Regions from separate parts of the Mus musculus genome. Here region 2 is linked to region 1. Evidence: chromatin contacts called from ENCODE Hi-C data. All regions are on one chromosome and are shown on one strand. Each heading gives the region's core, a stretch centred on a gene start or an enhancer-like site at or near the end of the contact. The rest is flanking DNA. Distances are from core to core; before and after follow the strand shown.

Region 1 (3,952 bases), core at 1,070-3,569:
CTAGGTCTCCCTGTCTCACCTTACTAGAACATGGATTGAGACATCCAGAGTGAAGAAAGAAGGAAGAGGTGAAGCCTCCATGCATGGCTGTTCTTGGAATCCCACATTAAATCCTTCTGAGTGGGATCAAGTCAGACAAACTACCTTCCAGAGCAGGGCTCTTTCAGAGGCTGAGACTCACCAAAGACACAGAGATAGAGACATGATGATGTCTAAGGCATGGAGATGGATACGATGGCTTGTGTCGAAAAAATCCCCAAGGATCACAAGGCTATGGCTGGAGGGTCAGCATACGCTTTGAGACCAGACTAGGCTACACTGTGAGGTCCTATATGAAAACTCAGATACAAAGAACAAATAAATCTCACAAACAAGGCACAGAAGGAGGCAAAGGATGCAGGGACAGATTTTTACAGACACAAAAGGGGCACACATAAAGAGAACTGAGACTGATATGTGAAGTGCTCAGGTTTAGGGTGCAGTCCCCATTTCCTGCACCCAGAGTCTCCTAACTTTCCTCCTTCACCACCCAGGAACCAGACCAGTACCCAAGGAATATCTGGAAAGCCCAGTGCTATACGGCCAAATTCCAAAACGGGACTTACAGAGCCTGCCTCTCTACCCCACCTCTCTTATTCCAGAGCACATGAGCCAGGGATGTCCCTAAGCACCTGGCTGGTTCCCCTCCCTTTAATGTCTGCAGGTCTTGCTGTGTGCTGTCTCTCATGTCTTCTCCTCTGACTCTAGTCCTTTTTTTGCTACCTGCGTTTTAATTCCCCCAGCACCATACTGTGCTACATAAGCTATGCCTGTGTGCCAGGACCCCACCAGAAGAGAAGCATTCAGGGTTGCCCCTGATCCCCAAGTTGCACAGGTGGGGAGAGGTAAAGGAAGGACAACTAGGACCTGGGCTCCTGCCAACAAGTACGAAAGGTTGGCCTGTGTTCCCAGCTCAGGGAGGAGAATGGTTAAGTTCAAAGCCAACTCGTGCTGCAGTTAAAACTATGTCTAAAATAAATAAATAAATAAGCAAACAAACTGTAAAAAAATTAGGAAGCTAAAAAACACATAAATAAAAATCTGTAAATGAAGTGAAATTGTGAAGAACAGGAAGAGGCTCACAAGGCCCCATTTCTCCTTGAGGATGTATAGGCAGTTAATGGTTGCATAGGGAGAGGCTCAGGAGAGCCTCTTTATTCCGTAGTATAGTAGTATAGACAATGGTGGGGCCCATGCTCCTGTAACTAACCTTCTTCCTATGTAGAAGTCGGGGGGGTCATTTAAAAAAAAAAAAAAAACTAATACTAAGGGGAAGTACTGGAAAAGAGGAAGAGAATCTGAGGGAGTAGGAAAAGGACCGGGAGGATAACAGAGGTTAGGTAGAAGAAAATACAACATTACACATAGATATAAGATGTAATGAAATGAAAGTCACTACGGTGTACCATTAATATATAAATGCTAAAATCGTGAAAGGAAAAAAAAAAGGACAAGTAACTAACTGGCTTAGGGCAGAGCACTACCTTGCATAAATGAATTCCTAGACTCCATCCCTAGAAATAGAGAGCCAGAGGCAGAAGACAGAGGGAGAGTGAAGGAAACAGCAGAGAGGAGAAGAAGTACCTACTCCGGGTCACTCAGGGACTCCCGGGACTTGAAGGACCGGGCTCATGAACAAAACGTGATGGGCTGAGATGGGTTGAGAGGTGAGGAAGTGGGCGGGGAAGGTCATGCTCACGGGCTTCCATAGAGGTTCTGAGATAGAAACATCACAAGATTGTGACTTGAGAAGCCAGGGACAAACGTGGAGATGCAAGATGAAGAGACGGGGCGGGGCGCCGGCTGCAGAAAAATCCTGGGGAGGCCGATGGCCTTGAGGGCCCAGAGACCAAGAAGGCAGCAATCCCCCATGCTGGTCAAAGTCCTACCAGATCTGGAGGCGGCCGACAAACTCCCGGCCGCGCTTGGGCAGTCATAAGTCCCGCAGTCCCGGTGTCCCCACCTAGGAGGCATCCATAGCAGCCCTGGTCATGGGAATCACGCGGACGCGACAAGACCCCCGAGCTGCAGCAGCCAGCTCAGCCTGGCCACAGCGCAGGCAGCAGGGGCACAAGCGACCCCGATGCGGGACGCGGGGCTAGGGGCCTTGTCGTGGGTAAACGCACCATTTCGGGACTCAGGTGAGCGCCCCGCCTCGCGCTGGGTGTCCAGGTACCAGCGAGTCACACGGCGACAGACACTAGGTGCAATCCAGAACACAGAGCTGGGAGAAGAAAGCGGCCACAGATGCCAAGATGGCGGGGTCAGCAACAACGTACGCAAGGCCCGCCTCCTCCCTTCCGACCGTGTGTCTGATTGGGTAGCCTTCAGTCTATTGTGTCTGATAGGGTAGCGCTTCAGGTCCACCCTGAGTGACAGTTCACGCTTCAACCCAGGGGTGGATGAAGCCAGAATTGACAAGGCCTTGCTTTCATGGGTAAATTAAGGCAGGGCTTCCTGTGACAGAACCTCCTTCCTTTTTGTTTTCACTTAACCTTGTAAATAAAGTATCTGAAAATGTGTGAATTGTATATAAATCTATATACATTGTTCGTGCCCTATGTATTCCAAGAACAAATTTAAGTATTCACTTAAAACAATCAAAACAAACATTTGGATTTGATTTTAAAAACTACCATTTAGGAAACCAATGCTGCTATGGATGCTTTTCATTGTTTACCTTAAGAAATATTTGAAAACATGTATAATGCATCCCACATACATGCAAAATATTTCCATTCCTTGGTCTTTAATCCCAGCACAAACAGAGGCCTACTGGTTTCTTTCTTTCTTTCTTTCTTTCTTTCTTTCTTTCTTTCTTTCTTTCTTTCTTTCTTTTTTTTTTTTTTCTATTTCCAACATAAACAATAATCAAATCTCTGTTATTAGGTCACCTTCCCAAGAAAGCTAGGGACATTCATACAGATGTGTATGCAAGGAATACATTTTCTCTTGTAACAATGTAGCCGAACAAGGGATCATGTCTTGAATTTGTTCTTTGATTTTAGCTAGGCAAAGCCTCACAGCATACATGGATATCATGCATAGTTCAGGCATCACAAACCATAGAACTTGTGATTGTAACTTCTGACATCATAGCAAAGGTTTCCAGTGGAATAAAGAACCAGTGAAATCAGAGTCCAGGATCTAGAACCCAGGCATTAATACGGTTAAAATGCTTTCCAGAGTAATTCAGTATGACTCCAGTCCCCCAAGACAATAGCTGTCAAGGATTACTTCGTAGTGGTTTCTTAAATTCCTTACTAATTATTTTTGAACAAACTTCTATTCTCCCCAGATTGAACAAAAGCAACAGAACAAAAAAAAAAAATCAGATTCATTCAAGCATAGCTTGGTATATTATCTCAGTCAGTGTTCTTTTGCTGTGAAGAGACACCATAACCAAGGCAATGGCTTTTAAAAAAGAAAGCATTTAACGGGGGCTTGCTTACAGTTTCGGCCATTTAGTCTATGACTCTCAAGGTAAGGAGCATGGTGGCACACAGACAGAAATGTGCTGGAGAAGTAGCTGAGAGTTCTACATCCAGATCTGCAGACAGCAGGGAGAGAGACACTGGGTCTGTCTTGGGCTCTGAAATCTCAAAGCTCATTGCTAGTGGCACACTTCTTCCAGCAAGGGTACATCTACCCCCAACAAGGTCACACCTCCTAATTCTTCTAAGTTGTGTCACTCCCTCATGATTCATCATTCAGATATATGATATGAGCCTATGGGGACCATTTTTATTCAAACCACCACATATATCAATGAGTTTAAATTTATGTATTTATATGTGTTTGCATGGGCTTGAGTATGAAAGTCCCAGGACAGTTTGCTAGACATTGTGAGTCCCAAAAATCAAACTTAAGTCACCTAGTTTGGCAGCAGTGTTTTTACTTGATGAGCCATCTT
Region 2 (3,952 bases), core at 518-3,017, 220 kb after region 1:
TCAGGTATCTTTTCCTCACCATGGCTTGATCCTGATCCATAGGCAGAAGAGAAAGCAAGCATGGCATGGTCTTTTGAAACCTCAAAACCCACTTCTATATCTCACTTCCTCCAACCTTCCTGTTGCTGATACCCTTGAATACAGTTCCTCATGTTGTTGTGACCCTCTCACCACCATAAAATTCTTTTCGTTGCCACTTCCTAACTGCAGTTTTGCAACTGTTATGAATCATACTGTAAATATCTGTGTTTTCTGATGGTCTTAGACGACCTCTGTGAAAGTGTCCTTCATACACTAAAGGGGTTGTAGTGGCTATTCCTGGTTGTCAACTTGACTATATCTGGAATGAACTACAATCTAGAATTGGAAGGCTCACCAGTGACCCTTATCTGGAGGCTGGGAGATAGAATTTTCTGATCTGGATCTTGGTATGGAGATCTTGAGGCATAGTGGCTATGGATTTCAGAAGATTAAATCTCCGAGTTCAAGGTCATCTGGGATTAAAGGTTTGATAGAACACACCTTTAAACTGGGCTACACCTTCTGCTGGAGACTATATAAGGACATTTGGAGAAGGGAGTCTTGCTCATGCTCCCTTGCCTACTTGCTGTGTGGGACTGAGTAACTGCTAGATGCTTGGACTTCCATTCACAGCTACTACTGAACCATTGTTGGGAATTGGACTGCAGACTGTAAGTCATCAATAAATTCCTTTACAGTATAGGGACTATCCATAAGTTCTGTGACTCTAGAGAACCCTACCTAATACAGGGGTCTTGACCCAAGGTTGAGATCACTCTTCTAGTCCTTCTCAGTGTCAGTCCCTGGTGACTGAGCTTTCAAATATAGGAGCCTTTGTGAGCCATTCTTATTCAAAGCAACACAGCCTGGTTGCTCAGACCTGCAATGCCTGCACTAGGTTGAGGGCAGGAGGATCAGAATCTCGGGTTATCTGCAACTACATAGTAACTTTGAGGCCAGACTGGGCTACAAGTAAACCTGCCTACTATGATAGAAGACCCGCAGTCCCAAGATTGTAAAAGCCAGAGTTTGGGAGTGCCTTCTCTATGTGACTGAACTGCTGCACTCATGAAGGCTGCCACTGGGCTTGACTGCACACATCCTAGGTAAGCTCAAGGTGGCCAACGTTCTAACGTGGGAATGACTTACCTACCCCTAGCTGAGGAGCTGCAGAGAGCTAATGGGTATGGAAGGAGGAAGAGTCCAGTTTTTTTAAGGTAGCTCACACACCCTAGAATATATTAGCAATAAAAACTGTACTCAGTGGGATATTAAAAAAAAAGAGAGACGCAATACTGAAAAGAGCCGAGAAGGTAGAGATGGACCTGGGAGGAGTTAGGGAATGGAGTAGGGGGGAAAACCCATTACAGACATGTATTATTATTTTGTTTGAGACAGGTTTTTGTTTTGTTTTTTTTTCTGCGTAGCCCTGGCTGTCCTGGAACTCATTCTGTAGATCAGACTGGTCTGGAACTCAGAGATCCACCAACCTCTGCCTCCTGAGTGGTGAGATTAAAAATGTGCACCATTGCCCAGCGGGAAACCATTGCTTTTATAAAATGTGAGCAAAGTAACTTTCCAGGATTCAAACAAACAAACAAACAAACAAACAGGAAAGTAAAAAGGATGCAACATAAATGCCTACCTTGGAACTGGAGCGTCAGGGATAGGGCACAGTATAATTAAATAAGCTGGGGATGTGGCCCAATGGGCAAGATGCTTGCCCAGCATGCACAGAGCCTTGTTGAACCCTAGGACTGCATAGGTAGGTTTGTGATGTAGTAACCCACGCCTACAATCACATCACTTGGGAGGTGTAGGCAGGAAAATCAGAAAAGGTTTGAGGCTCATTCTTAGCTACAAAGAGAGTTTGATGTTGGCCTGGACTGTGCTAAAAACAAAAGAACTAGGGCAACTTTAGCTTGATGAGGAAATTAGCTAATCTAGGGTTACACTTATAAGCAGCTTAATTCACCATCCACCTCTACCCTTACCTTCTGCATACCTATTTTATTTTATTATTTTCTTGTTTCATTATTTTATTTCTGAGACAAGGTTTCATTGTGTAGCCCTGGTTAGCCTGGAACTCAATATATAGATCAGGCTAGCCTGAACTCACTAAGATCTACTTGCCTCTGTTTCCTGGATGCTGAGATTAAAGATTGGCATCACTATACCCAGCAGATGCTTTTTAAAAAATTATTAATTTGATTCTCCTCTTTCTGTGCCCCCCATGTGTGTGTGTGTGAAATGTGTATGAAGTATGTTTGTGTGTTTATGACAGTGTGTATGTATGGTGTGGTGGGTATGTGTGTATGTGAGAGGATTGTATGTAGTGTATGTGTGTATATGTGGGGGAATTGTGTGTATGTGTGTATGTATGTGTTGTATGTTTGTATGTATGTATGTATATGGGAGTGTGTGCATATGGTATGTATGTATGGAAGTATGTTGTACATATGTATGTATATGGGAGTGTGTGTATATGGTATGTGTTGTATGTATGTATGTATTTATGTGGGAGTATGTATATGTGGTGTGTGGGGCATGTGTGTGTGTGTTGTGTAGTGTGTGTGTGTGTGGTGTGTGTGTGTGTGTTGTATGTATGTGGTGCATGTGTGTATGTGTGTGTGTTGTAGGTGTGTGTTGTATGTATGTACTTGTTAACGTGTGTGCACATTTGAGCATGTGGAGCCCAGAGGCAGATTTTTGGGTGCCTTCCCACCTTTATGTTTTGAGGTAGGGCCTCTCACTTGACTACGCATTCTGACTAATGAGCTTAAGGTGTGCGTTTGTTTCAGCCCCTCTCCCTACATACTGCTGGGGTTACAAGGAGCTGGAACCCCAGAACTTTATACCAAACACCCAGTTCTTCAATACAGAGCACTCAGTGAACCAAATAATTCCTACAGTAAAAACCCATCTACTAGAGCCTCTATTTTGGGTAGGTAGCAGCCTAGAAACAGCACGTCCTTTGCAAAGTGTCCTTACAGCCCTACGAGGCTGGGACAGGACAAGTCTGCCTCTGCTTCAGCCCTCAGCCTAATTCATATCCAAGGTCCAGGGAACAGACTCTTCTCCTCAGGTAGCCCTGCTGACTATGCCACCTTGAACTACACAGAACTATAATCCCAACCCACGGGAGGCTGAGGTTCTATGGTCTGGAGTTCAGGGTGATTCTCAAGCTATAGAAGGAGATGGGGGCAAGCCTGGGATACACCAAACTCTGTCTCAAAAGGCTAAGCAACAACAACAAAAGGTAGGAAATAAAGATACACATCAATAACATACCAAGAACATGGACCAAGAAAAAAATGATTTGTCAGGAAGACTATAAATTCCAGGTTAGCCTGGCTATAGAATGTGCCACAACAACACAGTGGTATTTGTCTAGCTTAAAGCCCTGTGGCTCCGAATGGTGGAATGACCTCCCACATTGTTAAGGTGAGGGATGTAGTTCGGTTTATAGAATGTTTGCCTAGCATACAAAATTGCCTTAAGTCTGACACCGAGCACCACATTAGAGTGGTTTGATGGCACTGACACTCCAACCTTCAGGAGCAGGGGCAGAAGGAGAAGGATCAAAGTTCAAGACTGCTGGATGTGGTGATCCAGAATGCCTTTTTCTGCCCCTACTCCAATCAACCCATTTCCACTATGTCTCAGGGTTTCTATCCCACGGTAATGAAATACCATGATCAAAAGCAACTTGAAGAGGAAAGGGTGATAGTGTTACTAGAATTTCTGGAAATTTCCACTGGAATTGCCTCATATTACCAGAAAAATTGGGGCACCCATTGGGGTTCTGCTTCTTCGTCATTGAGGGAAGTCAATTTAAGACAGGAACCTGAGCCGGGCATGGTGGTGCACACCTTTAATCCCAGCACTTAGGAGGCAGAGGCAGGTGGATTTCTGAGTTCGAGGACAGCCT

Evidence for each region. A loop is a pair of places that touch in the nucleus more often than their neighbours do.
Region 2: a loop to region 1 is called in a map of v-Abl transformed pro-B cells, with 2.5 times the contacts of the local background. The contact joins the promoter of Nxpe5 here to the promoter of Zfp157 in region 1. A Hi-C loop is called at or near these places in 2 of 37 maps with a recorded cell type or tissue (heart and v-Abl transformed pro-B cells).

The regions. Positions count from the first base shown.
Region 1 is chr5:138,439,843-138,443,794 of GRCm38, reverse strand. It overlaps Zfp157 (zinc finger protein 157), which reads right to left and starts at 2,319. Exons shown (of 5, transcript NM_028130.3): 1 at 2,166-2,319. The coding sequence starts at 2,168.
Region 2 is chr5:138,223,719-138,227,670 of GRCm38, reverse strand. It overlaps Nxpe5 (neurexophilin and PC-esterase domain family, member 5), which reads right to left and starts at 1,767. Exons shown (of 6, transcript NM_001013773.3): 1 at 1,667-1,767.